Regions from separate parts of the Homo sapiens genome. Here region 1 is linked to region 2. Evidence: read pairs that join two places in POLR2A ChIA-PET (ENCODE). Cell type or tissue: K562. All regions are shown on one strand. Each heading gives the region's core, and the rest is flanking DNA. Links, peaks and the distances in the headings are about the cores only. Region 1 overlaps B4GALT4 (beta-1,4-galactosyltransferase 4). Region 2 has its middle 36 kb from the start of IGSF11.

What was found. ChIA-PET counts read pairs that join two places held together with the same protein. Peaks named below come from ENCODE experiments on the same cell type or tissue, not always from the same donor. Only the 100,000 strongest peaks of a DNase experiment are listed, where the experiment ranks them.
Region 1: POLR2A ChIA-PET joins it to region 2 with 6 read pairs; 2 of 35 experiments call an interaction of 5 or more read pairs at or near these places.

The regions. Positions count from the first base shown.
Region 1 is chr3:119,196,795-119,212,688 of GRCh38, forward strand. B4GALT4 (beta-1,4-galactosyltransferase 4) reads right to left here. Exons shown (of 8, transcript NM_003778.4): 8 at 14,948-15,887. The coding sequence ends at 15,755. It overlaps UPK1B (uroplakin 1B), which reads left to right. Exons shown (of 8, transcript NM_006952.4): 7 at 2,263-2,346; 8 at 7,123-8,349. The coding sequence ends at 7,173. Among named protein-coding and RNA genes, the nearest start is that of B4GALT4-AS1, 22 kb to the right of the region's middle. RefSeq lists enhancers at 9,553-10,079, 10,080-10,604. In K562, for the core only: no CTCF peak of the experiment used is centred there; a DNase peak (open chromatin) is centred at 14,707.
Region 2 is chr3:119,062,941-119,078,926 of GRCh38, forward strand. It overlaps a transcript of IGSF11 not described here. Among named protein-coding and RNA genes, the nearest start is that of IGSF11, 36 kb to the left of the region's middle. In K562, for the core only: no CTCF peak of the experiment used is centred there; no DNase peak of the experiment used is centred there.

The DNA.
Region 1 (15,894 bases), core at 13,395-15,894, 140 kb after region 2:
CCCAAAGTGCTGGGATTAAAGGAGTGAGCCACCGTGCCCAGCCTGGTTTTTGTTTTGTTTTGTTTGAGAGACAGGGTCTCACTCTGTCACCCAAGCTGGAGTGCCATGCTGCAATCACAGCTTATTGCAGCCTCAAGCTCCTGGGCTCGAGTGATCCTCCTTTCCACCTCAGCCTCCCAACTAACTACAGGCATGTACCACCAGGCCTGGCTAATTTTATTTTTTGTAGAGATGAGGTCTCACTGTGTTGCCCAGGCTTCACTTTTTGACAACCATATTGTAGGTTTTCAGGATCTACAATGCACAAATGTGCTGCTATAGCTGTGAAGACTAACAAAATTAGGGAAGTCACTATAAGCTTGTTAATAGTAGAAATTAACTAGAATTTCACACAGCATGTCAGATGCAAATATATATATATTCTATGTTATGGTTTATGTGACTCAGAAATGCTATGTGCAAATTGTGATCACTATACCTCAAAAATGTTATAATAAAATGAAGGAAGATCAAGTAAAGTACCACTAAATTGACTAGCATCACGAAAAGGCACTAAATGATGGTGAAAAAAATGGGGCTTCTGTCTGTGAGCTTCATGAAGGCAAGGCCCATTTCTGTTTGCCACAGCTAAATGCCCAGCCAGTACTTGGCACCTGGCATAAGTGGGCCCTTATATATATATTATTAGATGAACGACCACCTCCCAGGATTGTTGGGAGGACCAAGGAGTAGCAGATATGGGAGTGTTTTGTGAACCATCAAGTGTGTTGCAAATTATACTATTGTAAACATTAATGTTCCATTCATTCTGTAAATGTTTATTACGTGTCTACTATGTGCCAAGCACTTGTTCTAGGTTCTAGAAATTCAACAGTGAACAACATAAAATCCCTGCCCTCATGGAGCTTGCATTCTAGCATGGGAGACAGAAAATAAACATGTTACCAAACAAATACATGATAAAATTCCAGGCCCAAATAGGCCATGAGCAGAAATAAGGCAGGGTGAGTATATAGAGTAGGATGGAGAAAGGGTCTTTTTCTCTGTCACTGTCAGGAAAGGCTTTGTTGAGATGATATTTGCAGAGGTTTGAATTAAGTGAGAAAATGAGACACCGGAAGATTGGGGAGGAAAGTTCTACAAGAAAGGAGTTGTGAGTGCAAAGGCCCTTAAGTGGGAGCAGGCCCAGCTTTTTGAAGGAGCATAAAGGAGATCAGTATGACAAAGTCAGAATGAGTGAAGGATGAGTAGATGACAAGGATGGAGCTAGATTTTTTGTGGCTGGAGTCCCCCACCCCCACCCTCACACACAAATTATAGGGAAGGATCCTTCTTAGGAAAAACAATAAAAATATGCATACAAAATTAGGCACAGGGCCTTGAAAGGGTCTTGCAAGTAAGGGGCCCTGAAGCTTAAGCTCATTCGCTTTATAGAGAAACCTCCTCTGGTAGTGGAAGATGGGGTGAGAGGCAGAGCCGCATGGTCCATGGAACCAGCCCTGGTTATTGCATTTCCTAGGCATTCCCTTTGGTTCCCAGAGCTTTGGTAGAGGCTGCTCAGATGGCAGCTCTAGCCTTACATGCGTGTATCACTCCAGAACTTTGCACAGTGACTAGGATAGAGTGCGCCATGTATAAATACTTACTGGATTGTGGCATGCATGAATGGATGATTTGGTGAATAAAAAAATTATTCCTTTGCATGCTCACTGTGACCCTTCAAGGTCTCACTAGAATCCAGTAAAGATATGTTGAAATATAACATCAAATGAGAATTCAGGGAGCATAATGCAGGAGTTCCTTTAATGATTATTAAAAATGGCAACAGGGGACCTCTGGTTTTCATGGACAGAAGCATTTTTATTCAAAAACAAACAAATCAAAAAGTAACTGCCTCCAAATAAATCACCAACGAAGCCTTTGGGGAGGGAAAAATTCTAATTGAATTAAGATTTTTGAATTTATTGTCCACATATTCAGTATAGAAAGAGGGTTATGCTAAAATAGCAGTACTTTTTAGTGAGATTAAGTGATAAAGACACAAATAAATGTGTTGTGGAATCATTGTTCAACAGTATTGTTTATGTTCCCTTAGTAAAGCACTATTAGTAGCTGGCTGTCCTCAGAGATGTGGAAATAGCCTGGATATGTGAAATCAGAATTTTGAGTAGCATTGATTCCAATAGGAACCTGCTTTCCCATCAATCTCTTCTCTGCTTTCTGGTTCTTCTCACACTAATGTGGAATTGCCCACTCCTTCAGGGCTGCTATGAACTGATCTCTGGTCCAATGAACCGACACGCCTGGGGGGTTGCCTGGTTTGGATTTGCCATTCTCTGCTGGACTGTGAGTATTTCCCAGCACATATTTTATCTGAGAGGATGATCATACGGAGAGACCTTGAGAGTGCCACTGGTTACCTCAACCACACTAGAAAGTCTAGAAACAAAACCTCAGGCCTGAAGGCTAGTCAGGAAACTTCTGGCACCGGAAGAAGGACAGTGGGTTCTCTTGAGAGGCAAGGAGTTAACTTCCCCTACCAGGGAAAGGCTGTGCCCTGCCAACCAGCTCCTTCTTCCGGCTGATGGGCAGCTGCCTTTAGAGGGCTGGAGAGCCTCTTTCCCTTGCCAGAGTTCTTAGTGAACTGCTCCTCCTGGTCTCCAGATCTCATTAATTCATTTCATCCACATATCAAAGACTGTCACCTATCTAGATGGCCCCTGCCTGATACTAATATGCCCAGATCCTTCTAAAGAGCTGCCTCTGGCAGATTCATCCTTTCCTACTGCCCACTTTATCTGACGCATATGCAGCAAGAGGTTGGAGCGGTGGTTCTCAGCCCTGGCTACACATTAAAACGCCATGGGGAAACTTTTTTTAAAAATTGCTTGGATCCCAACCTCTGAGACTTCGATTTAGTTGACCTGGGGGTTGAGCCAAGGCACTTTTATTTCCCCCAGATGATCTGCTGTCAGGGTTGACAACCATTGCCTTAGAGAAGCAGTCACAAACTTTTGATTTCAGAACCCCTTTACACTCTCAAAAATTATTGAGGACTCCAGAAAGCTTTTCTCTATGTGGCCTATATCTATTGGCATTTACCCCATTGGAAATTAACATAGAAAAATTTAAAATATTTATTTTAAAATAATAAGCCCATTAAAAGTTATCACAACACATTTTTGTGGAAAAACAACTATTTTATAATAGTGACTTTTTTGCAAATCTCTTCAATGACTAGCTAAATAGAAGACAGTTAGATTCTCATATTTGCACCTTCATTCAATCTGTTGTAATATGTTGCCTAGGTTGAATGATCTGGAGAAAATGCATCCTTCATATAGACATGTAATTAAAAAAATAGTGCTTTAATAATATTCACCCAGTAGCTGGGACCACAGGTGCACACCATTGTGCCTGGCTAATTTTTTTATTTCTTGTAGAGACAGGATCTTACTTTGTTGCCTAGGTTGGTCTTGAACTCCTGGCCTCAAGCAATCCTCCCACCCTGGCCTCCCAAAACACTGGGATTATGGCCATGAGCACTGCACCCAGCCCACAAGTAGTAGCTTCTTAAAGATCAGTTGCAATTTGGAATCTGAAATTCTGTTAATGAGCTTTTCATACTCTGTTATGTTAAAATATATTACATTGGTTTGTCTTGCACTTTGCATATATCTTTCAGCCATTTATAATTCTATAACATCATAGATTGCTTATTTGGAAAAAATATTAGTTCATTGTGTTATGCAGATCTTCCAAATGTTAACTGATTTATGTATGCAATATCCAGAAAATCACATGTGGCATTGATATTGCCACATGGAAAATACCTTAAGCAATGGAATGCTATCAAGTTCACGGTGACAACTACAAGTTTTCCAAGGTTCTGATTTTTGCTTGAAAGTTCAAATTTATCATTGGCAATGAATATTGTCAGTTGTTTTCCTTGAAGTGACAGACTCACTTTGTAAATTTTCAAGAAAATATCTGCCACATGTCCAAGTCCAAACAACCATAGCGTGTCTGTTCATCATTTTTTAAAGTAAAAGTGGTGTTTCCTTTTAATCATGCAAGTGCTTTTAAGACAACCATATTACACTATGCAACAGACTGTTTTATGAATGAATACTTCCTTTCTGTCATGCAGAATATTTAAAAAGATGTGTACTCAAAGGCCAAAATGTAATAAAATTAGTAGTTCTTACTGCTTCATTGAGGACAATCTCAAGTGAAACTGGCTTTTTAAATTTTTTTTTTTTACTGCAAGTGCGTAGCAGTGAAGACACAATGATCACTAACAAAGTTTAGTGACTCTGCCTTGATTCTTGCTAATACTCCAGGAGTTTTACTTCCCACTGCATTTACACCATCAGTGCAAATATGAAAACAGTGAAAAAGGCAAATAAATTCTCATTGTTATTCAGATAGCCTTACATAATGGACTTCTGAACTGTCCCTCAGGTGTTTACTATGTGTATTAGTCCATTTTCATAGTGCTATGAAGAAATACCCAAAACTGCATAATTTATAAAGCAAAAGAGGTTTAATAGACTTACAGTTCCACATGGCTGGGGAGGACTCACAATCATGGCAGAAGGCGAAGTAGGAGCAAAGGCATGTCTTACATGACGGCAGGCAACACAGCGTGTGCAGGGGAACTGCCCTTTATAAAGCCATCAGATCTCATGAGACTTATTCCCTATCACGAGAACGGCACAGAAAAAAACCCGGTCGCATGATTCAATTATTTCCCATCGAGTCCCTCCCATGACATGTGGGGATTATAGGAGCTACAATTCAAGATGAGATTTGAGTGGGGACACAGCTAAACCATATCACTATGCTTTAAGAAATGCTAGCTTAGGGGGTGATAAACTGAGTGAGGCAGGAAGGAGAGGGAAATCAACTCCTTCAAGGGGTCTTTTATGATCCCTCAACCCAACCTGTTAGGAGCTCTCACAACATCCTGAGCACACCTCTATGATGGAACTTCTCCATGATGATGTATTTGACTGCAAAAAGCTGAGAACTAGCTGTTCTTTGTACCCCCAGTGCCAAGCATAGCATGTAGTAAGGGCTCAAGCATTTGTTGAATGAATGAAAGGTAACAGTGAAGTTTCTATTTGTGCCATATTAGCAGGAACTGTGGGATAATGTTTAAAGGCTTTGAGTATCTTAGAACTCCAAACCAGTTGTAACCCTTGATTTTCCACAAGTATCAAATAAACTCTAGATCTAGTTAATTCCCTCTTGAAATTCAAAAGAGGGAAGGGAAGGGAAGGGAATTAAATGATTAAATGTATTGAGGGCCTGCTATAAACAAGGTACCATGTCAAATATTTTTAATATTAAATCCCCACAACAGTAGCTAAGCAGGTAGCCAGTGTCCTGTCTTACAAGGAGCAGAGAAATTCAGTGGGGCTCTCAAGAATTGTGCTTAATAAGAGCTCTTAAGCATGCCCATTTCACTGTTGCTTGCAAGGGGCTTTTTCTTAGTGATTAACTAGATAAGCTCTGAAGCTGACTGCTTGGGTTTGAATCCCACCTCCACCACCTACTAGTTCTATGACCTTGGGTAAGTTACTTCTCTGTGCCTCCGTTTCTCCATAGGGTTTTGGAAGCATTAACTTCAGTTATATGGGTAACACTTAGAATAGTGAGTGATGCATAATAAGGTATTCTAATAAACATTAGACCCTGTTATTATTTCATTATCTCATTCACTGCTCTAGCTTGGGGTAGGTAGAGATGTTATATTTATTTTATAAATGTAGAAACTGAAGCTCAGGAAATTTAAGTGACTTGGCTAAAGTTACCCAGGAGTAAGTACCAGATCTAAAACAGAGCCCAAATAAACTAAAATAAAACTCAGCCCTTGCCTAAGTCAGATATCTTGAGTTCTGTGGCATTCTTCAGAGGCAGCCATTCCAGGGCACAAGCATTTTAGGAAAAAATAGAAGTTCCCTGGGAGAAGTTTAATACTAGAAGCAAGGAATGCTTACCCCGAAATGGTACATACTAGAAACAGGAAGGCATTGGAGGATAAGTGGCCTTGATGGCAAAAAGAGTTTAGCACAGACGAGAAGGGCAACCCCAGAAGACAAGGAATCTAGGATGAGAACTGGGATCAGAACGTGGGGAACACAGAAGTTGCTTCTGAGTGGCAGGTAATAAGTGATGCTTTGGAGCAGGATGGATTTGGTGTCACATCTGGCCCAGTGATGTTGCTTATAACGAGATTACTCTTAAAAATCTGATATCTAGGCCAGGCGTGGTGGCTCACGCCTGTAATCCCAGCACTTTGGGAGGCCGAGACGGGCAAATCACGAGGTCAGGAGATCGAGACCATCCTGGCTAACACGGTGAAACCCCGTCTCTACTAAAAATACAAAAATTAGCCGGGCATGGTGGCGCGTGCCTGTAGTCCCAGCTACACAGGAGGCTGAGGCAGGAGAATGGCGTGAACCCGGGAGGCGGAGCTTGCAGTGAGTCAAGATCGCGCCACTGCACTCCAGCCTGGGCGACAGAGCGAAACTCCGTCTCAAAAAAAAAAAAAAAAAAAAAAAAAAAATCTGATATCTAACAAAGACATGGAACCAACCCAAATGCCCATCAGCAATAGACTGGATAAAGAAAATGTGGTCCATGCACACTATGGAATACTATGCAGCCATAAAAAGGAATGAGATCATGTTTTTGCAGGGACATGGATGAAGCTGGAAGTCATCATCCTCAGCAAACTAACACAGGAACAGGAAGCCAGACACTGCATGTTCCCTCTCATAAGTGGGAGTTGAACAATGAGAACACATGGACAAAGGGAGGGGAACAACACACACCAGGGCCTGCTGAGGGGTGAGGAGTGAGGAGAAGGGAACTTAGAGGATGGGTCAACAGGTGCAGCAAACCACCATGGCACACGTACATCTGTGTAACAAACCTGCACGTTCTGTACATGTATCCTGTTTTTGTTTTGGTTTTTTAGAAGAAATAAAAACAAACAAACAAAAAAATCTGTTGTCACCTAAGCCTGAATGAACCTAACATCCACTTTTTCCAAGAATGAGATGTTTCTAAAACAATCCCTTGTTTATTTTTCCTTGTTTTTTTCTATTCCAGTTTTGGGTTCTCCTGGGTACCATGTTCTACTGGAGCAGAATTGAATATTAAGCATAAAGTGTTGCCACCATACCTCCTTCCCCGAGTGACTCTGGATTTGGTGCTGGAACCAGCTCTCTCCTAATATTCCACGTTTGTGCCCCACACTAACGTGTGTGTCTTACATTGCCAAGTCAGATGGTACGGACTTCCTTTAGGATCTCAGGCTTCTGCAGTTCTCATGACTCCTACTTTTCATCCTAGTCTAGCATTCTGCAACATTTATATAGACTGTTGAAAGGAGAATTTGAAAAATGCATAATAACTACTTCCATCCCTGCTTATTTTTAATTTGGGAAAATAAATACATTCGAAGGAACCTGTGTTATCACAGTAACCCAGAGCTGTATTTGGCTAGCAATCTGCCTGTATCTCTCACTATTATCTAAAAGAAACCTTCCAATGCTTCTGTTGATCTCAGTATTGTCAGGGGAACAGAGAAGTTGGGAAAAGATTACTGAAATATACCTTTTGCATTTCTTTCTAGAGTAGCTCCCATATATGGAGATGGGTGATTCTCTTGATGCCACCTTCAGATCCTTTTATTCTCCAGAATAATTCTTAACAGTGGTTCAAATTTCCTTTCATACCTTGAAGTATGTGTTTAGTAGCCTCAATTCTCCATTAATTAAAAGTGTGGGCTGGGCGTGGGGGCTCATGCCTGTAATCCCAGCACTTTGGGAGGCCGAGGTGGGCAGATCACCTGAGGTCAGGAGTTCAAGACCAGCCTGGCCAACATGGTGAAACCCCGTCTCTACAAAAATACAAAAATTAGCCAGGCGTGATGGCAGGTGCCTGTAATCCTAGCTACTTGGCAGGCTAACGCAGGAGAATCACTTGACCGGGAGACAGAGGTTGCAGTGAGCTGAGATCGTACCTATTGCACTCCATCCTGGATGAAAGAGCCAGACTCTGTCTCAAAACAAACAAAAAAGCGTGGGGACTTCTGGGGACAGACAAGGTGCCTGTTATATATTTACTCAGTCTTTGCCCTGAATGGTCTCAGCTTGAGACCATTTCAAACTGGAGAGAAGCAAGCCAGCCAATAGAATGGGGTGATTTACAGGGATTTCTGTTTACTGTCAAAATATTTCTCATCTGCACTATGTTTCCATTTGTGGTCCTGAAGGAAATTCTTATAACTCAACATTTGTCTGGTCTTATAAGTAAAGACAGCTTTAAAATCTGTTCACTTTCATTTTTACCAATGTCATATATGAGTCTAACAAAATGGGTTTTCCAACAGAAAAGCCTAAAGCATGGGAATTAAAGTGGAGGAGGTAGAAACTGCAGACACAGGGTGTGGCTTCCTGCTGGATGCTGGCAAACGCTGCCTTACAGTTAAACGGTGGGAACTTCTACGCTCACTTTTACTTTTTGCTCCTGCTACACTTACCCCAGAAGCAGTGATGAGACTAATGCTCTTCAAATCATTTACCTCATGCAATTGAAAGCAGTGGAAACCTCGCCCATGCTAACTGCAGAACTGTGTGTCCTTCATGAAGAAAACACTTTGGCGTCCTGCTCCCAGCTGACTCAGACGCAGGCAGCACCCCCATCCCATGCCCCCACCGGGTACCTGTGAGTGAGGCTGAGCGTGGGGGTAGGGGAAAGACAAGGAGGATTGGAGGGGACTTGCCTTGGTTGTAAAGCTGGCGCAGGAGCCCGATCCCTGATTCCCAGGAGAGGGAACCAAATGTCCATGTCCTGACAGCACAGCCAGTTCACCTCTCCTTGGCCTGCCTTGTCTCTCCTGAATGAAGATCATGGGATATCGAGATAAATGACACCTGTGCTTGGCTGAGAAGGTTCTCTCTGTGGTCCTTTAGAAGACAGGAGGACAGGGAAGGAGCTTCCTCTGGGCAAAGCTTTGAAACAGCCGTGCTCTCATTTTCCTCCGCACACTCTCTCCTGTGTGTTCTGGTGCCTTTTGCCTCCACCACTCACTGGGCTTTCCAGTGCCCTCACCTCCCGACTGCCTGAGCAATTCCTGCCCCAAACCCACTCCTACTTCCCTTCCAGGGCTTCATGCTCCAAAATTCTCTCTACATACAAAATTCCCCGCCTCCCTCCCCCCCCCCCTTTTTTTTTTTTTTTTTGAGACAGAGTTTAACTCTTGTTGCCCAGGCTGGAGTGCAATGGCACGATCTCGGCTCACTGCAACCTCCACCTCCCAGGTTCAAGCGATTCTCCTGCCTCAGCCACCCAAGTAGCAAAATTCCCTTCTTATGATTAGATCTCGGCTAGGTTAGGGGAAGGCCTTTTTGGAAACCAATTCATACTAAGGAGTGGGTGACAACTCAACTCCACTCTCTCAATCTCTATGACGTTTTCTTGATAACTGAGGTTGATCTCTAGTTGGTGGAATCCAGCACAGCAGTGGGAGCATGAAAGAGCCATTGCGGGACAAGATGGCCCACCTACTATTCCTTAAATCTTATCCCCTGACTTCCTTACCAAGCAATAACTAAAAGAGAAGGGGCCGTCAGTGAGCCACTGCCCCCTGCCCCCTCTCCAGCTAGTTTCCTTCCTGCAGCCTCAGCCTCCTTTATAGAAGGTGCAAAGTCCACTATAAATGGGGGCAGGCTCTGCTCCTTCCAAAACCAAATAAGGTCCTAAACACAGGCACCCACTATGTCCTGGGGCTCCAACACTTGAGGAGGACACACCTTTCAGCTAAGACAGAAACGAGGTCTGAGGATCACCCTGCAGAGAGTCTGGCCATTCAGGACTCCTGTGCTTCCCTCTACAGGGCTCTCCTGTTTTAACCTCAGGACAGTTTCTATTCTGCCCAGTTCCTGCTCCCATGTCCCTCCACCTTCCCTGGAGGCCCAGCCTTGCCCCTCTTCCTTCTGGCTCCAGGGACTGGAAGTGGCCCCAAGCCAATGCTCAGGCAGGCCCAGGCTCAGCCCCAGCCCCAGCCCCAGCAAACCAGGGAGGCAAAGGGGAACCAGGCGGCTTGGCTCTAGGGATCTGGCAGCTTGCTGAGTGTGAGACAGGCCCAGACACAACTATCTTGTGAAACTTCCCTCTTCAACACCTGCTTATCAGGTGGGCAAAGAATAATTACTAACACCAAAAATGTGTCAGGCTAATTTGGGTAAGTTTTACTTGATTGCAACGCCAGGCGGGTCATCATGCTCTCTTGGCTGGCCATTTCCATCCCTAGATTGCTCCACAGGCTCCTGGCAGGCAAACAGTCTGTCATTTAATTTTTAAAAGCCCATTGCTCCTACTTGTCAGCCTTGTAGCTTTTCTTTCTCTACATCAGCTGGAATAAACAGGAACTGCTTCTATTTTAAACAGAAGATCAGATATTTTCTGGCTACCCATAAAAGGAATACTAGTCATGTGAACTTGAAAATCTAACCTCCTCTCAATCTCACACCCCCACCCCAACCAATCTGACAACCTGTGTTGTGGTTGAGGAATTAGAAACTAAGCTGGTTTCTCATTTCTATTGATGGAACAATTTCCTTTCTCCTTCTGGGTCTAGTATTTCCTCTAGTGTCTCTTCCAGATCCTTCTCAGCCTGTATAAGTGAGACTGAATCAAAGAAGAACCCCAAAGAAGGGTAGCTATAGACTACTGAGTTTGCTATTGTATTATAAGGCTCAAGTGGCCAGATCCCGTAAAGGGATCCAGAAACATTGTAGAGAAAGGCAGCCTTGCCGAGAAACAGAGATCCCATACACTTCTCCAACCAACCCTTCCCCCAGCACACGCCCCCACTCCACATTGTTAAGACACAAATAGTCAAATCCTGGAGTTTGGAGAAATGGTACTGTCATGCCCTACTTTCTAGTGGTTTCTACCCTGAGTTCCTCTTGAAAAAGAACTACAGAGCAACAGATGCTGGTGAGGCACTCACAACTAGGCTCAACTATTCTCCTGTTAGACATAAACAATCTCACAGAATACCAGCCTCATAGGGTCACTCTGAGACCATGACAAAACGAGGCAAGCCAAGGCCACTGCATAATTTTGTCTATGCATAGACAAAAACAAGGTCACTGTGCCACCCACAAAAAACCAAACACCTGCTTTCTTGGCTAAAATTAGTGACTGCTATGTCTTCCCAATTACAGCTTTATTCTCTTGCTAGTCTCCCTCCCTACAAATAAAACTTATTGAAATAAACAACCATGGACTTGCCCCTGCTTTCTGATAATATCCAACAGAGCAAACCCTTTCTTGGACCCTCCCCAAATGACCCAACCAAAGCCCAAATGCTGTAATAATTCTAACTTCCTTCTACTGAGTTGCTTCATGGATCCCCCATGGTGTGTTCTCACTCACTGCAACGATTGCAACTAGTCACAATCCCAATTTTTTTCAAAATAGAGCTCTTGAATTTATTCCTCCAACTGAAATTTTGTACCCTTTGATCAACTCTAACCCAATTAATTTATCTGCAATGTGTTCCTGGGGGGTTTTGGCTGAAGAGCATTGACACTCTCCAAGTTAGTCTTCCAATCCTTATTTCCTCTAGGAAATAGGATGTATTTATTCCTTCCTGGTGTAGGTGTATTTATTTATCCATCACCATGAAGTGGTTAAGAACATGAACTCTGGAGTCAAAGTACTTGGCTCCAAATCCCAGCTCTTTGACAAGTCACTTAGCTTCTTGGAGCCTGCTTCAGAAAAACTGGTCTCTCCTCACACAGGACTGGGAGGATTCAGTAAGATACGTACAGTGTGCATCGGTCTATAAGAGATGCCAATCAGGAGGTTATATCAAGGAAACTGATACAGAGCAAGCACTTAGTTTATTATTATGTCCCACCCTTCACCAACCTCTGCTCCAAGCCCCCACATCTCTCTCTCATTCTCTCTCTCTCTCTCTCACACACACACACACACACACACACACTCACACTCCACACATGGGCACACAAGGTTTGATAATTTTATTTAAATCTTAACAATTATCAATGGAACAATGGAGGCTTTACCTGTACAGGTGTACTTCCTAGGGGTGGAACCTCTAAACCACTCCCTTGTGTATACTTTTAGAATGATCAGGCCCTCTCAGCAGGTATAAGATGGTTATGCATATACAAAAAAATCAACGAAGGTAGAAATAGCATAAAATATCGAAGGCACTAAGGATAGAGGGTTTTTTTTTTAAGTTATAGAATGTGATTGGTGAAAAAGAACTTATGAAATGTACCTGAATATGCTTCATCTTGCAGAACATGTTAATGGTTTTTGGTAGGGACTGCATATATGAATAGGATTGGGGAAAGTGAATTTCAAGTCTGGGAGAAAATGTCTTTTATCTCACTCAAGTCCATTCACAGAGCATTTTGGGGCTCCCAGGAAATCTATCCATTGGGGCTTGAGTGGAAGTGATGGGGGTAAGGGCAGAAAAATTACAGATGGAGTTGGGGACAAAGTTCTGAGAGCAGCTGAGAACAGGAATGCACTTTCCAGGGTCCAGACAATACTAACTCTCTGTAGGAATTAAGACAATGACACACATTCAGGAAAATTACCACAAAGAAGTAGAGAAGCCAAGAAGAAGGCAATATGATGTAATGGTCTTGAAAGTCAAAGGGCCCGAGTTTTGCTCAGAATCTGCCATTTGCTGCCTGTGAGACTCCTGGCAAGGCACCCTCCTGGCTGAGACCTCTACTTACTCAACTTACTCAACTGCCCTCTTACCTCAAGAGTCAGAAGCATCGGCCAGGCACATTGGCTCACGCCTGTAGTCCCAGTACTTTGGGAGGAAGAGGCAGGCGGATCACCTGAGGTCAGGAATTCAAGACCAGCCTGGCCAATATGGTGAAACTCCGTCTCTACTAAAAACACAAAAATTAGCCGGGCATGGTGAGGCATGCTTGTAGTCCCAGCTACTTGGGAGGCTGAGGCAGGAGAATCACTTGAACCCAGGAGGTGGAGGTTGCAGTGAGCCGAGATTGTGCCACTGCACTCCAGCCTGGGTGACAGAGTGAGACTCTGTCTCAAAAAAAAAAAAAAAAAAAAAAAGAGTAAGCGGCACCAATAAAGTGTGTGTAAAGATATCACAAACTGCAAAGCACTATAGAAATGAATGCCAGTATAGGTGAGGAAAAAAAATCAATGAAAACTTCAAAGTAACACACTCTTTGTGTTAGGTAGTTGTGATATCCAAATAGCCTGCCCCCACATAATCCTTAGCAATTATAGTAGGCATAGCTGTCTCTACAATATTTAAAACAGTAGGCCTCTTTGGCAACTATGAGAAAATGCACAGGGCAGGAACTGGAGGAAGCCAGTTCCTTTGAAGCCAAACCCCCTGCCCAGTGGGGAGGCAAGAGCAGGGAGGGAGGCAGCAGTGAGTGGGCAGGCGGCCTCATGCCCCGTGTCACCAGCCTTTGATGCCCCAGTGCAGGGAAAGTGTCACAATGGCAGTGTCAAGGTCTTAAAAAACTATCTTCCACCTCAAGAAGTTCCATAACAAGTCATTTAAGGGACTTTTAGATTATCTTGGTTGAAAGAATTACCTGAAGAAAAATAAAAGGCATCATTCAGTGGTTTCCAACAGTTAAAAAATTGCAGATGTCAAAAAAACACAAGAGAGTTTCTGCATGGTACTAGCTATACTCCATTTCCATTGAGTAAGAAATTGAGTTCTCAAATACAGATCTTCAAATTCCTTGCACACACCATTCTCTTCCATTGCCCTTCCCAACCATGATGAGGGAGGGACCTACAACCTCTCAATTACCGTCTGTTAATATGGTCATAGTCAAGCAAATTGGGAGAGAGCTCTAGACAAAGTTTCTACAGAAAAGAGAAGGGACAGTGAGGGAGAGATTTACTCAACAGACTACAGCCTCATTAGCAAATCTCCCAAGAATGAAGCTCCTTTACAAAGTTTGAGCAAAAAACATGAAAACCCTGAGTATTTCTCTGCTAAGTAAAGAAAAAAACATGGCCGGGCACTGTGGCTCACACCTATAATTCCAGCGCTTTGGGCACCCCAGGCAGGCAGATTGATTTTGAGCTCTAGAGTTCAAGACCAGCCTGGGCAACATGGTGAGACCCCATCTCTACTAAAAATACAAAAAAATAGCTGGGAATGGTGGTGTGCGCCTGTGGTCCCAGCTATTCAGGAGGCTGACGGGGGGAGGATTGTCACTTGAGCCTGGGGGGTGGAGGCTGCAGTTAGCCGAGACTGCACCTCCGCACTCCAGCCTGGGTGATAGAGCAAGACCCTGTCGCAAAAAGAAAAAAAAAAAAAAAAAGGAAAAGAAAAATAACCACTTTTGCTCTTTTGCTCCCTGTGCTGAGTTAAAAGCTAAACCAAGCTAGCCCTAGGTAAACGTTTCATGCCTATGAAGTGTATTGTCCTTTCAAATTCTCCTTCCCCACTTGGGTGGTGACAACTCCTGTTTTATCTTAGGAGCACCAAACTTCCTACTCCCTCTCTCCCTGCTTGGGAAGGATTAGATATTATTTAAACTTCCTGGCTGGCACTCATTCTTGTTAAAGTTTAACTGTTGAGGTGTCATACAATAATGATGGATTGAGAACCCCTAGGGCTTGCATGATAAGCATAATGCATTCACGGAGAGGCCCAGGGAGTGAGACATGGACGGGCCTATCGTAAGATTGGAGCTGGTTCCACAAGGAGGTCACAAATGAGACAAACAAGAGAGGGACAGAAGGACGGGAGACAGAAGTAGTGGAGGGCTTTGTTTCATTTGTTCTGTTTTTAAGCTCTTTAGAATTATGGATACTGAAATGAACATATCTGTAGGCCTCAAAGAACAATAAAAAACACGAAGGAACACTCAAAGCTTTTTCACATTTTACTACAGAGGTATTTGATAGACATATTTATTATTAGTTAATATGTAAACTTGTAAACTGCTAATTCATATCCTACTTGTACAAAATCATTTTACAAAAACTCTTTAAAAACTAATAGAGAATGTATTCTCTGGTGGGCATCACTGGAAGGCATACCTGGGCAGGTCCTCCCCTGAAGGCTATCAGCAGCTGCAACCAGCTCAGCTACTGCTGCCTTTGCAGCCGACACTCCACCCTCCTGCTACCTCTTCATTCCCAAGTTCACTGTGTCCTGATTCGTCGCCTTTTCTCCCCTCTTTTGTGGACGCCTTCTCACCTGACACCACCACTTCACAGATGATTGTACAGGATAAATGAATAACAGTATTGTATCTTCGTACCTTTCTACCTTGGACGAGAACAACTCTGGTTCTCTCAGACATTCAGCAGTCTTATTTCCTGTGGCCTTTTATCCCATAATATATTACTTCAAATTTAAATAAATCTCCTTCAACCAGAGTCCTCAAATAGCGTTCATTTTATCCTTTGAGTCATCCTTTTATATAAAGTCCTTCAAGTATCCATATTACAATATTTAACCCTCATGATCAAAATGACTAAGAAAGCTGTCTTGTTACAACTGTTTTATACTCTACATCACCAGGAGCTCTGCTAAGAAAATACAAAAAGGAAAAATTCAGCTCAACAATGAGCTGTAACAGGTTCTTAATGTGTGCTACTATTTGAAGTCTCTAGGCCAAAATTATTGCAAACAAAGAATCAGTTCTTCCAAACATCACCAAAAGACCCAGGGTCATGCACCAAACCAGAAATCCACTGTGATGTTGATATATAAAGGATTGTGTTCCACAGATACTAATTTATAAGAACAACTACTCAACCCATCTGTTCTCCAGACTCGTGACACTTGGTGTAAGAGCTTCATCCTAAAGA
Region 2 (15,986 bases), core at 8,507-11,006:
CCCTCACTATGAGAAAAGGACTAAACATAGGACAGGAATTGTCAACGGAATTATATATTCATTCTCATTATTAATGGGATACATTGTAATAGGGTTTTACAGTGTTTTTTGAGAATATACAATCTCCCAGGCTCTGTCCAGGGTACTGGTGATAATACATTAAGTAGCAAAAATCAATAGGTCTTTGCTCTTATGAAACCTTCAGTCTAGTGGAAAAGGCAGAAATTTACCACCACATAATTCTACTAACAAATGTGAAAAGTGGTATGAAGGAGAGGGTCTGAGTTCTGAATGGGCCTGTAACAGAACAATTTGACACAATCAAAGAAAGCTGGAAAGAATTCCCCGAAGACATAATTCCTCTACAAAGACTGAGGGTTGGCTAGGCAAAGGGAAAGTGGATAATTTTTGGAACAGGTGAAAAAATTGAGATATTTTGAAGCAAAACTGTGCATTTTAATTCCCCTTTGTAAATCATGTTTTCTTGTAAATTTTCCCTTTTGAGGACAAGCCATGAGGGGTTTTTTTGTTATGTTTTGTTTTGTTTTTGTGCACAGACATGAACAGTGCAGGTACCTAGAAAAAAAAATGTCATTCTTCTGCTTTGAGTACAATGGTTACATTTTTTAGTCCCATGCAAAAATACTTTCTCTTAGCCAGGCTTCAAGATAGGGGACGTCTTACTTTTGTTGTGTTCTTGTTATTATAGTGTATAGTTTTGTTTTTAATTTCAGTAGTTCCTTTTTAAATATCTAGAGACAAGTCAGATGTATTCACACAAAGGTGTTATATTGTAAGTCTTCCTGAATACAAATCAGAGGATACTACATAGATGATGTTCCAACCCTAGCAAGAAGGAAAGGAAAACTTTTCAAAGAGGAACCAAGAGAGAGAAGGAAAGAGGCCAGGAAGTCAAATGTGAGTGTCTTCACTTGCTCTGTAATATGTAGTAGTGCAAGGAGGCACTGCTGCATTTTAGCAAATGAGCTGTGGAAGAGTGATGATTGGGAAAATGTCTTGATGAGTAGGCCAAAAGATGGTCTCATGGAGTTGCACATGTTCCATTATAGTGGTCCAGAAAGTGCAGAGTAGCGTTAGGTCCTTGGTTGAAAGGAGGAAGGGGACTCTGAGATGCCAAGAAAACTGGTGTGCAAGAGGAACCCTGAGTTGGAATAAAATGACCACAGATCAGAGACTACAACAAAGTCAGAAAGAAGTTCTCCTACATTTTACTCTAAAAGCTTTTTTGTTTTACTTTTTCACATTTATATCTGCAGTCCATATGGATTTAATTTTTATAAATGGTATGAGGTAGGAATAGCCAAAATATTGACTGTAACTAAGCATCATTTGTTTAAAAAGGCTTTTTAAAACAACTGCAGCATAGCCTTTGTCATAAATTAGATGGCTGAGTATGTGTAGGGGGTTTTCCCTCTATTCTGTTCTCACTGGTCAATTACTCCATCCTAATCCCAAAACCACGCTGTCCTACACACTGTAGGTTTTTAAGTCTTGATGTCTGGTAGTGTAAGTCCTCCAGCTTTGTTCTTCTGAGATTGCCTTGGCTGCTCTTTTTTTTTTTTTTTTTTTTTTCCATGTGAACTTAGGAATCATCACCTCAATTTACACAATAAAATCTCTGGGATTTTGACTGGGGTTGTACTGAAACTATAGATTAATTTGGGAAAAAATATCTTTATAATATTAGGGCTCCCAATCCAAGAACATGGCATATCAATCAGTGCATTTAGGATTCTTTCATTTCTCGCAATAATATTCTGTAGTTTCTTGTTCCTTTTTAATTAAATTTATTGCTCGTATGTGACATTCTTTGATGTAATTATAAATAGTATTGTTTTTCAAATTTAATTTTCTATTTGATTATTGCTGGCATACAAAAAAGTTAACTCTTATACATCTAACTTATTTCCAAAAATCTTACTACATTCACTTATTGATTCTAATAGTTTGACTATAGATTCTTTTGAATGGTCTACATGTACAATCATGTCATGTAAAAATAGGTTTATTTCTTCCCTTTCAATCTTTATTCACTTATTTTTCTTGCCTTATTGTACTTCCTGAGACCTCCAGAATATATTTAATGTAAGTGTTGGTAGCTGGCCTCTTTGACTCATACCCAATTTCAGAGAGAAAGTTTTGAATATTTTATCTTTTCAAGTGATGTATCACATAGGATTTTAATAGATATATTTATCAAATTAAAAGCATTCCATTTTATTGTTAAGTTTGCCAAGATTTTAAAAAATCATTAATGTGCACTAAATTTTCTCAAATACCTTCTCTGTATCTGCTGCAATGATAATGTCACCTCTCACTTTTTCTTGATGATATATAGATTGTCTTCACTGATTTTTTTGAATGCCAAATCATCAGTGTATCTGTGAAATCTCCTGGTCATCATCATGGGATATGTTTTTTACATATAATTGGATTTTTTTAATGTATCTACTTTCATGACACAGTGGTCTGTAATTTTTTTTCCTTGTAATTTCCTTGTCAGTTTTTAGAATCAAAATTACGCTGGCCTCACAAAAAGCAAGGAAGCAGGCGGGGGGCAGTGGCACACGCCTGTAATCCCAGCACTTTGGGAAGTCAAGGCAAGTGGATTACCTGAGGTCAGGAGGTTGAGACCAGCCTGAGCAATATGGTGAAACCCCGCCTGTACTAAAAATACAAAAATTAGATGGGCATGGTGGTGTGCAACTGTAATCCCAGCTACTCGGGAGGCTGAAACAGGAGAATTGCTTGAATCCGGGAGGTGGATGTTGCAGTGAGCCAACATCGCACCACTGCACTCCAGCCTGGGTGACACAGTGAGACTCTGTCTCAAAAAAAAAAAAAAAAAAAAAAGCAAGAAAGCATTCCTTGTAGTATTCTGTTTTATAAAAGAATTGTGAAATATTTGTTTCACAAGAATTTCACAAATTCTTAGAAGAATTTACCTGTGTATTCATTGAATGTGTAATTTTCATCAGGGGAGGGCTGTTTTTTAATGGACAACCTTTTAAATAAACATAAAACTTCAGGTATTTTATTTCTTCTTTCAGCTTTGGTTAGTAGTATTTTTTTAAAATGCATCCATTTCATCATAATTTTCAAAACTTTGATGTCTATAAAATCCATAGTAATGTCCCCCTTTTCATAACTAATGCAAGTAACTGTATTTCTTTTTTTATCATGGTGAAACAGGCAGACAACAGTTAGGGCCCACCTGGATTAACTGATCCAGGATGATCTTATCTCAAAATTCTTAATTAAATCTGTAAAGATCCTTTTTCCAAACAAGGTAACATTTGTTAGGACATGGACATATCTTTTTGGGTGTCACCATCCAGCCCATTATACCTTGGTTTGCAACAGTTTCATGATAATATGCCTACGTATAGTCTTTTTTGGATTTACCATATTTATAGTTTGCTGTGATTTATTTTCAAAGTTTTGGGATATTCTCAGCTGTAATCTCTTCAAATATTCCTTCTTTCCCAACTCTATCTTCTCTCTGGATCTCTAATTAAACATATTTTAGATTCTAAGTATGATTCATATAAAGTAGTGTGCTGGAGCAGCTCATACCAGCTTGTCAGAGCCAATTGTTAAATATTCAGGAATTCTGTGAGATTGTTGTTAAATCATTGGTAGCTTGAAATCATCCATGGTTGACAGTATTTACACCATGACAGTCAGCAAACACTGCAAATTGATACTTTATTTTTCCCAGAGAACTGGATTGTCATCGTACCACTATACCTGTTTGCTATACTCCAGTTTGTTCTTTCGATCCTTTTGTCTTGCCATGCTTCAACTTGGGTATTTTCTCTTGAATTGTCTTCCAGTTCACTTAATCTGTGTTCTGCTGTATCCATAAAACCTATCTATTGAGTTCTTGATTTCAGATATTATACTTTTTAGTTTTATACATCTATTTCATTTCTTAGAGATTCCAATTCTCTGGCAACATTTTCCACCATTTTATCTATGAGTCCACATTTTCCATTATTTTCCAAATATATTAATCACAGTTATTTAAATTTATTGTCTGCAAATTCCAATATCTGGACCACATGTGGCCCGAGCATAACTGTCTGCTTTTTTCTTCATTATACATCCTATTTGTCTTGCCTCAATGTAAATCTAGTAGCTTTTTATTGTATGCTAAGCTCCATGTATTTAAAAAATGATACAAAGCTCCAAGTAATGTTATCTTTCACCAAAGAGTTTCTTCTGTCCTGTACTAGCGTATAGGATGAGTGGTTGGCTGATTACCTCAATCCAATTACGGAGCTGGGTTGGAGCTGAGTTTCAGTGTTAATAAAAGTCAAGTCTACCTCTGGCTCACCTCTTTTCCTCAGGCTCTCATGAGCTTTCTTCTGGAGATCCTGGTGAGCTTCCCATTCTTCAGTTCTAGCAAACTGTAGATCCAGCTCTGCCCTTCCAAGGTCCTCAGCCCACCTTCAGCCTCTTGCCTCCTACATTTTAAAATCTAGCAAATATTTTCAGGAGGAAATCAACTGTATCTTTAAGGAAGGTCCCCTCCCTTGGTGGGTCTTTGTTTCCTAAGTTATCATGAGACTGCAGGGAATTTCACTCTGCCTTTTAGAAGCTTTCAGCTTAGCTCTTCAGCTCCCTCGTAATACCAAAACTTGACTAACGTACTGTGGGGAAAAAACTTTAGATTTTTTTTTAGACATGCATCTAAAGTGCTTCAAGTTTCCTCTTTTCCATTCTAACCCTGAATGACTACTAAAAACTTTATTTCATGTATTTTGGTCTCCGTGAAGTCCCTCTACTTAGATCAAGCAGGATCCTCAATCCATGCCTAGAACAGGCAAAAGCCCCAGAGGGAGGCATTTGTTCATTCACCTACCCTCTCTAGATTCTTCCCCCTCTAGGATTTTAGTATTATAAACTTGCTCTTACAGGTATCTGATACCTTTAAAAACGTATTTGTAATTTATCTGGCCATTGCAATGGAAACATTGGCCTGCTGCAATCTACATACATCTTACCTGTTAGTAGATGTCAATATCCCTAGTAGATTCTAATGAGTAGCCAATCTTAAGCAATACTGACTGCATCTAAGAAACTATTACAAGGTTGAGGTCTAAGTTGAAGTACTTAGGTTCTCTCAGCTTTCCCTCACTGCTACAAGATAAATGGGTCTTCACCTATCATGCCTATCATGTTCCATGCTGGAGAAAGGAGACCGTCCATAGAGCAGAAAAGGCATACCAGCAGTGGATCACTAACTTTTGAAGTATTTGCAGATGTCCTAACCACAAACTTCCATTTGTTTACATCATTGACCCAAACCATATTATTTGTCCACTTCTACCTATAAGGGAGGCTTGGAAATGTAATATTTTAAGCTTGAGTACATTATTGCCCCCATGAAAACTTCATAGCAAAGAAAAAGAGAAAATGGATATTAGGTGGGCAGCTAGCAATCTCTGCCACAGTTCCATTCTTAGCACTTCTTTTAGCTTCTTTCTTATCTGACTAATAAATTCCTCTCTATAATTGCACAAGAGAAAAATTATTTTCTGCTCCAAGTACTTATCAAAAACCCAAAGAACATTATGCCATTTAATATTTGCATGCTAGCAGCATGACTTCCATATCTGTAGTGGTCCTTTATCAATGAGAAGGAAATAATTTTACTGGCAACACATTTCTCTGTCATTCAGCTCTTCTCTCTAATAAGAAAGTTTTTAGTAAATAATTTATTTACTGATCTCTGCCAAACTGCTTTTGAGGACTCTAGCTTTCAAAGAAACTTTAGAAATAAGTTTTAAGCAGAACAGTATTTTAAAATAGCTTCATACTGACTCACATGATAAAAGGACAATGGTTTATTTATTCTAAAAAAGAGATCATAACTTACAGTCTTTCTTAAGTAAAGCATGCAATTAGAGCATATAAAGGTATGATTTATGAGTGACAATGGTTATTTTCTTTTTTTTTTCTTTTTTTTTTTTTTTTTGAGATGGAGTCTTGCTCTGTCTCACAGGCTGGAGTGCAGTGGCGCAATCTCAGCTCACTGCAAGCTCCGCCTACCAGGTTCATGCCATTCTCCTGCCTCAGCCTCCCGAGTAGCTGGGACTACAGGCACCCACCACCATGCCTGGCTAATTTTTTTGTATTTTTAGTAGAGACAGAGTTTCACCGTGTTAGCCAAGATGGTCTCGATCTCCTGACCTCGTGATCTGCCCTGCCTCAGCCTCCCAAAGTGCTGAGATTACAGGCGTGAGCCACTGTGCCTGGCCAACAATGGTTATTTTCCATATCTTTGGTAGAGAGGAGAGACAACATGCTTACATTTTAGTAGGTTGGGTTGGTAATTAGACCACAAAAACAATGAGTGAGTGAAATATATTGCCATGGAAATTAATTGAGTCAACATTAAGTATTTTGAAACAATGAGTAGAAAAATCCTTTTGGAAATGATCTTATTGAGAGGGTGAAGGAAATACTACATGACCATTGTAGTCTTTGAGATTTTATGAATAAAATATAATTATGGCTTAAAGACATCTGATAAATACATATATTGATTATGAAAAGGCCTAATTTCAGATAATAATAAAACCCATGATACCCTCCACGATATCCTGCAAGTAGCAGGGTAGGTGATAGAAAACTGCTAGATATTACTGTTAACATTTTCACAGTAAATAGAAATTCAAAAACCAACTTCTCTTTTTGGACCTTTCAGAATAAACAAAATTAGGAAAACTAGTTGAAGCAAAAAGGGAAAAAAAAAAATCACATACTTGCCACCAATTAAAAAGGTGCTACTTTGTTAACAGTTGCTCACTGTTTCAGGAGAAAATTTTTTACTTCTCAAATTCTGTTTCAGGAGAAAATTTTTTACTTCTCGAATTCTGTTGTCATGGCAATAAAAACTGAGACCTATTTCTTCCCAGTTCTAAAACTCCCATATAGCAATGATTCACTCGAGTATGAGACAACCCTGTAAGAAAAAGCAATGGGTAGGAGGAAGTAACATCTGTTGAGCCCCTACTAGGTGCTAGGCACTTTGCAGCATCTCATTAACATTGGGAAATATATTCCGTTTAAAAGGAGGAAACTGAAGCTCACAATGAAACTTGATCAAGAATACATAAGAAGTGAAGTTGGAATTCAAAAGTTCTGGAATTTAGAACTCATGCTTTACTCCCTTTATCACAGTTCTTCTAGACCAAAACAGTAGATTATGTAATTTTTAACCCCAGGCCCTCAGCAAGAATTTCAGATGTGTTTTTTCCTTACTCTTTTGAAAACTGAAAACAAAAATAAACGAATCTTCAACCAAAAGGGCTTACCACTTTTCCTGGGTGCCTGCATATAGCAATTGCTGGTAATTATACCTATGTCTGAAATAATGTATTACAATATTGTTCTAATTAGAATATTGATATATATTTGAAATACATAAGGGAAGAATGTATAAAGTGATGGGAGTTGAACTGACTAAGCAAGCATACCAAAATAACTACTGATTAAGGATACTTCATGCAGTCTCAAAATTTAACTACTTTAAGATGATTTTTAAAATCGTGTCCTATCTGGACAGCTAAGGATCACATCTTCTGCTGTGCAGGTAACATTCAAGTATCTACATTAAGAGTTTATGTACATGTTTTTTTATTCATTCCTTCTTTGTTTTTTGTTGTTGTTGATGTTTGCTTTGTTTTGGTTTGGGTTTTGGGGTTTTGAATTTTTTTTCCTAAATGAATACAGATATAGAGGCACCTGTGGAATAAAGACAAGAGGAAATTGGGGACAATGATCAGGATGCTGTGCCATTTCTCTCCATGTCTATACTGGAGAATGGGTTCAAATTCTTCCGAGAGCAGTATTAGGGCAAAAGGCTAAAGGAAGTATATTCATGACAGGAGGCTCTGAACACAACATAGCTACTTTTTTGTCCAAGTGATCATGTGCAATACAGAATCACAGAGATTATTTTTCCTTTCCTCTAACACTACTGTGAACATACTTTTGGCCTACAGTAGGTAGAGAACAGAATACCCATATGAGTAGCACCCTCAAAAAAAGCTGTTGGGAGAAATGCTTCTCCCTGGTGGCTTGCAGTTAGGAGGCTTACACAAGAGTGAAAGAACACAGAAGTTTTCATGAGCACATGTGAAACACCAGAATCATAGAGCTTCTATGAAACAACTGGAAAACATTTTTGAGAGGAGGATGAAGTCCTGCAAGACCAGGAAGAGATAAGAGGCAAAATGGGCATAAATGACCATGGCCACAGTACTACTCACATAATTTGTAATTATTTATTCCCATTCTGTGTGTTGTCTTTTCACTTAATACTGTCCCTTCATGCACAAATATTTTTAGTTTTGATGTAGTCCAAATTATCTATTATTTCTTTTGTTGCCTGTGCTTTTGGTGTCATATTTAAGAAAGCATTCCTTAATCCAAGGCCATGAAGATTTAGACCTCTTATCCCTTCTAAAAATTTTATAGTTTTAGCTTTTATATTTAGTTTTTGATCAATTTTGAGCTAATTTTTGTATATAGTGTGAGGTAGGGGTCCAACTTCATTATTTAACATTTGGATATATAGTTGTCCAAGCACCATTTGTTGAAAAGACTATTCTTTTCCCATTGAATAATTGGGCATCCTTCTCAAAAATAAATTGACCATATATATGAGCATATATATAATTTCTGGACTTCTCAATTATATTCCATTGATCTATATGTCCATCATCATGCCAGAGATACATTGTCTTGATTCCTTTAGCTTTATAGTAAGTTTTGGAATCAGTAAGTGTGAGTCTTCCCACTTCATTTTTCTTTTTCAAGATTGTTTTGGCTACTCTGGGCCTTCATGATATCCATATGAATTTGAGAATCAGCTTGTCAATTTCTGCCCAACGAAAACAAAACAGCTGGAATTTTGACAGGGATTGTGCTGAATCTCTAGGTTAATTTGGATTGTCATATTAAAAATATTAAGTCTTTTGATCCACAAACATGGAATGTCTTTCTACTTATTTAGGTATTCTTTAATTTCTTCAGGAAATACAAGTCTTGCACAGGAATAAAAAATAAGAGACTCTAGGAGAATATTCCAAGAAAAGAAAAGTTGCCTAAAAACTTTCAAATTTCCATAAGGTCTGGCTATATTTAGCACGTCTTCCGTGAGATTTCTTTGTTTCCGTACAGTAAGTTCACTATATTTAATTTAGCTTGAGTGGGTTTCTCTTCCTTGCAAGCAAATGATCCTGAGCTAAGGCATTATCTATCAAGATTAACAAATAAGCCTTTTTAAAAATCAGAAACTGTCCCCAAATCAGAGCAGTACTAAACAGCAAAGTTGAGATTTGAACTCAGATCCAGCTAACTACAATATCCATATTTTTCCCACTACCATCTTTTATGACTCCTTTAATTGCTTGCCAATGTATCTTTAAGAGTTAGGTTGTGTCCAGAATTGGTGGGTTCTTGGTCTCACTGACTTCAAGAATGAAGCCGCGGACCCTCGCGGTGAGTGTTACAGTTCTTAAAGATGATGTGTCCGGAGTTTGCTCCTTCTGATGTTCGGACGTGTTCAGACTTTCTTCCTTCTGGTGGGTTTGTGGTCTCGCTGGCTTCAGGAGTGAAGCCGCATACCTTCGTGGTAAGTGTTACAGCTCTTAAGGCAGTGCGTCTGGAGTTGTTCATTCCTCCCGGTTGGTTCGTGGTCTTGCTGGCCTCAGGAATGAGGCTGCAGACCTTTGCGGTGAGTGTTACAGCTCATAAAGGCAGTGCAGACCCAAAGAGTGAGCAGCAGCAAGATTTATTGCAAAGAGCAAAAGAACAAAGCTTCCACAGTGTGGAAGGGGACCCGAGCAGGTTGCCACTGCTGGCAGGGGCAGCCTGCTTTTATTCCCTAGTCTGGCCCCACCCACATCCTGCTGATTGGTCTATTTTACAGAGAGCTGATTGGTCCGTTTTGACCGGGTGCTGATTGGTGCATTTACAATCCCTGAGCTAGACACAAAAGTTCTGTTAAGTCCCCACTAGATTAGCTAGACACAGAGCACTGATTGGTGCATTTACAAACCTTGAGCTAGACACAGCACTGATTGGTGCACTTACAAACCTTGAGCTAGACAGAGTGGTGATTGGTGTGTTTATAAACCTTGAGCTAGACACAGAGTGCTGATTGGTGTATTTACAATCCTTTAGCTAGACATAAAGGTTCTCCAAGTCCCCACCAGATTAGCTAGATACAGAGTGCTGATTGGTGCATTCACAAACCTTGAGCTAGACACAGGGTGCTGATTGGTGGATTTACAATCCTCCAGCTAGACATAAAAGTTCTCCAAGTCCCCACCTGACTCAGGAGCCCAGCCGGCTTTGCCTAGTGGATCCCGCGCCAGGGCCACAGGCAGAGCTGCCTGCCAGTCCTGGGCCGCGCATCTGCACTCCTCAGCCCTTGGGCGATCGATGGGGACTGGATGCCATGGTGCCATGGAGCAGGTGGTGGCGCCCATCGGGGAGGCTCAGGCCGCATGGGAGCCCACCGTGGGGGGGCTCGGGCATGGTGGGCTGCAGGTCCCGATCCCTGCCCTGCGGGAAGGCAGCTGAGGCCCGGTGAAAATTCTAGTGCAGTGCCGGTGGGCCGGCAGTGCTGGGGGCCCGGCGCACGCTCTGCAGTTGCTGGCCCAGGTGCTAAGCCCCTCACTGCCCAGGGCCGGGAGCACCGGCCGGCTGCTCCAAGTGTGGGGCCACTGAGCCCACACCCACCCGGAACTCGCGCTGGCCTGTGAGCACTGCACACAGCCCCGGTTTCCACCCACGCCTCTCCCTCCACACCTCCCACAAGCAGAGGGAGCTGGCTCCCGCCTCAGCCAGTCCGGAGAGGGGCTCCCACAGTGCAGCGGTAGGCTGAAGGGCTCCTCAATCATGGCCAGAGTGGGCACCAAGGCCAAGGAGGCGCCAAGAGTGAGCGAGGGACGCGAGGGCTGCCAGCACGCTGTCACCTCTCAAGGTCATCTAAATATATATGGACCCAACACTGGAGCACCCCGATTCATAAAACAAGCTCTTAGAGACCTGCAAATAGACTTAGATAACCACACAGTAATAGTGGGAGATTTCAACACCACACTGACCATATTAGGCAGATTATCAAGGTAGAAAGCTAACAAAGATATTTGGAACCTAAACTTGACAATTGACCAAATGGACCTAACAGACATCTACAGAACACTCTACCCAACAACAACAGAATATACATTCTCATCTGCATATGGCACATACTCTAAAACTGATGACATATTTGACCATAAAACACTTCTCAACAAATTTAAAAAAATAGAAATAACACCAACTACATTCATGGACCACAGTGCAATAAAAAAAGAAATTAATACCAAAAGGTCTCTCAACCCCATATGATTACGTGGAAATTAAACAATCTGCTCCTGAATGACTTTTGGGTAAACAATAAAATTAATGCAGAAATCAACAAATTCTTTGAAAATAATGACAGTACAGATACAACATAGTGGAATCTCTGGGACACAGTTAAAGCAGTGTTAAGAGGAACGTTTATAGTGTTAAACACCCACATCAAAAAGTTAGAAAGATCTGGGCCAGGCACACGAGATTACATACCTGTAATCCCAGCACTTTGGGAGGCCGAGGCAGGTGGATCACAAGGTCAGGGGATTGAGACTATCCTGTGAATGGTGAAACCCTGTCTCTACTAAAAATACAAAAAATTAGCCGGGCATGGTGGCAGGTGCCTGTAGTCCCAGATACTCAGGAGGCTGAGGTGGGAGAATGGCATGAACCTGGGAGGCGGAGCTTGCAGTGAGCTGAGATCGCACCACTGCACTCCAGCCTGGGCGACAGAGCGAGACTCCGTCTCAAAAAAATAAATAAAATAAACAAAAAAAAAGTTAGAAAGATCTCAAATTAACCTAACATCAGACCTAGAGGAACTAGAAAAACAAGAGCAAACCAATACCAATGCTGGCAAAAGAAAAGAAATAACCAAAATCAAAGGTGAAACGAATGAAATGGAGATGCAAAAAACCATACAAAGGATCAACAAAACCAAAAGATGGTTCTTCAAAAGAATAAGTAAGATAGATATACCACTAGCTAGACAAATAAAGAGAAAAGAGAATCCAAATAGACACAATCAGAAATGACAAAGGGGACATTACCACAGACCTCACACAAATATAAAAATTCCTCAGGAACTACTTTGAACACCTCTGCACACAAACTAGGAAACCTAGAAGAAACAGATAAATTCCTGGCAATATACAACTTCCCAGGATCAAACCAGAAAGAAATTGAAACCTTGAAGACACCAATAATTAGTTCTAAAATTAAATCAATAATAAAAAACCTACCAAGCAGAAAAAATGCTGGACCAGATATAATCACCGCTAAATTCCACCAGAAGTAAAAGAAGATCTGGTACCAATCCTACTGAAACTATTCCAAAAAAACAAAGAGAAGGACTCCTACCTAACTCATTCTATGAAGTTAGCATCATTCTTATACCAAACCTAGCAGAGACACAACAGCAAACAAAAACATTCAAGCCAATATCCCTCATAAACGTAGATGCAAAAATCCTCAGCAAAATACTAGCAAACCAAATCAAGCATCACATCAAAAAGCTAATCCCACTGTAATCAAGTAGGCTTTATTCCTGGGATGCAAGATTGGTTCAACATACACAAATCAATAAATGTGATTCATCACATAAACAGAACTAAAAACAAAACCCAAATGATCATCTCAATAGATGCACAAAAAGCTTTTTATAAAATTCAATTATCTCTTCATGTTAAAAACCCTCAACAAGAATCAATATCGTGAAAATGGCCATACTGCCCAAGGTAATTTATAGATTCAATGCCATCCCCATCAAGCTACCAATGACTTTCTTCACAGAACTGGAAAAAACTACTTTAAAGTTCATATGGAACCTAAAAAGAGCCCTCATTGACAAGTCAATCCTAAGCCAAAAGAACAAAGCTGGAGGCATCACGCTACCTGACTTCAAACTATACTACAAGGCTACAGTAACCAAAACAGCATGGTACTGGTACCAAAACAGAGATATAGATCAATGGAACAGAACAGAGCCCTCAGAAATAATACCACACATCTACAACCATCTGATCTTTGACAAAACTGACAAAAACAAGAAATGGGGAAAGGATTACCTACTTAATAAATGGTGCTGGGAAAACTGGCTAGCCATATGTAGAAAGCTGAAACTGGATCCCTTCCTTACACCTTATACAAACATTAATTCAAGATGAATTAAAGACTTAAATGTTAGACCTAAAACCATAAAAACCCTAGAAGAAAACCTAGGCAATACCATTTAGGACATAGGCATGGGCAAGGACTTCATGTCTAAAACACAAAAAGCAATGGCAACAAAAGCCAAAATTGACAAATGGGATCTAATTAAGCTAAGGAGCTTCTGCACAGCAAAAGAAACTACCATCAGAGTGAACAGGCAACCTACAGAATGGGAGAAAATTTTTGCAATCTACTCATCTGACAAAGGGCTAATATCCAGAATCTACAAAGAACTCAAACAAATTTACAAGAAAAAAACAAACAACCCCATCAAAAAGTGGGCAAAGGATACAAACAGACACTTCTCAAAAGAAGACATTTATGCAGCCAACAGACATACGAAAAAATGCTCATCATCACTGGCCATCAGAGAAATGCAAATCAAAATCACAGTGAGATACCATCTCACACCAGTTAGAATGGCGATCATTAAAAAGTCAGGAAACAACAGGTGCTGGAGAGGATGTGGAGAAATAGGAACACTTTTTTTTTTTACGTTGTTGGTGGGACTGTAAACTAGTTCAACCATTGTGGAAGACAGTGTGGCAGTTCCTCAAGGATCTAGAACTAGAAATACCATTTGACCCAGCGATCCCATTACTGGGTATATACCCAAAGGATTATAAATCAGGCTGCTATAAAGGCACATGCACACGCATGTTTATTGTGGCACTATTCACAATAGCAAAGACTTGGAACCAACCCAAATGTCCACAATGATAGACTGGATTAAGAAAATGTGGCACATATACACCATGGAATACTGTGCAGCCATATAAAAGGATGAGTTCATGTCCTTTGTAGGGACATGGATGAAGCTGGAAATCATCATTCTCAGCAAACTATCATAAGAACAAAAAACCAAACACTGCATGTTCTCACTCATAGGTGGGAATTGAACAACGAGAACACTTGGACACAGGAAGGGGAACATCACACACCAGGGCCTGTTGTGGGGTGGGGGAAGGGGGGAGGGAAAGCATTAGGAGATATACCTAATGTAAATGACGAGTTAATGGGTACAGCACACCAACATGGCACATGTATACATATGTAACAAACCTACACGTTGTGCACATGTACCCTAGAACTTAAAATGAAAGAAAAAAGAAACATCACACTGTACCTCATAAATATGTACAATTATATGTCAATTTAAAATAAAATTTAAAAAGAAAAAAAACCCTCAACAAACCAAGCATCAAAGGAATATACCTCAAAATAAGAGCCATCTATGACAAACCCACAACCAACATCATACTGAATGGGCAAAAGCTGGAAGAATTCCCCCTTAGAACTGGAACAAGACAAGAATGCCTACTCTCAACTCTCCTATTCAACATAGCACTGGAAGTCCTAGCCAGAGCAATCAAGCAAGAAAAAGAAATAAAAGGCAGCCACATAGAAAGGAGAGGAAGTCAAACTATCTCTTTTTACAATGATGTGATTCTATACCTAGAAAACCCCATAGTCTCTGTCCAAAGGCTCCTGGATTTTATAAATAACTTTAGCAAAGTTTGAGGATACAAAATCAATGTACAAAAATCAGTAGCATTTCTATACACCAATAGCGTCCAAGCAGAGAGCCAAATCAAGAATGCAATCTCATTCACGAGAGAATAAAATACCTAGGAAGGCAGCTAACCAGTGAGATGAAAGATCTCTACAACAACAATTACAAAACACAGCTGAAAGAAATCAGCAATGGCACAAACCAATGACAAAACATTCTGTGCTCATGACTAGAAAACATCGATATTATTAATATGGCCATACAGCCCAGAGCAATTTACAGATTTAATACTATTCCTATCAAACTAAGGCATTTTTCATAAAATTAGAAAAAACTATTCTAAAATTCATATGGAACCAAAAAAGAGACTGAATAGCCAAAGTCATGTCAAAGAAAAAGAACAAACCCAGAGGCATCATACTACCTGATGTCAAGTACTATACTACAAGGATACATTAACCAAAACAGCATGGTACTGGTACAAAAACAGAGACCATGACCAATGGTACACCAATACAGCATGGTACTGGTACAAAAACAGAGACCATTACCAATGGGACAGGTTAGAGAACCCATAAATAAAGCCACATACCTACAACTGTCTAATCTTTGACAAAGTCGACAACAAGCAATGGGGAAAGGACTCCCTGTCCAACAAATGGTGCAGGGATAACTGATTAGCCATATGCAGAAGATTGAAGCTGGATGCATTCCTTTCACCATTTACAAAAATCAGCTCAAGATGGATTAAAGATTTATGTGTAAAACCTAAAACTATAAAAACCCTAGAAGAAAATCTAGGAAATACCATTCTGGACATAGGCCCTGGCAAAGATTTCATGATGAAGACTCCAAAAGCAATTGCAACAAAAAGAAAAATTGAAAAATGGGACCTAACAAAACTAAAGAGCTTCTGCAAAGCAAACAAAACTATCAACAGAGCAAACTGACTACCTAAATAATGGGAGAAAATATTCACAAACTATGCATCCTACAATGGTCTAATATCCAGAATCTATAGGGAATTTAAACAAATCAACAAGCAAAAAACAAATAACCCCATTTAAAAATGGGCAAAGGACAGAACAGAAGTGAACGG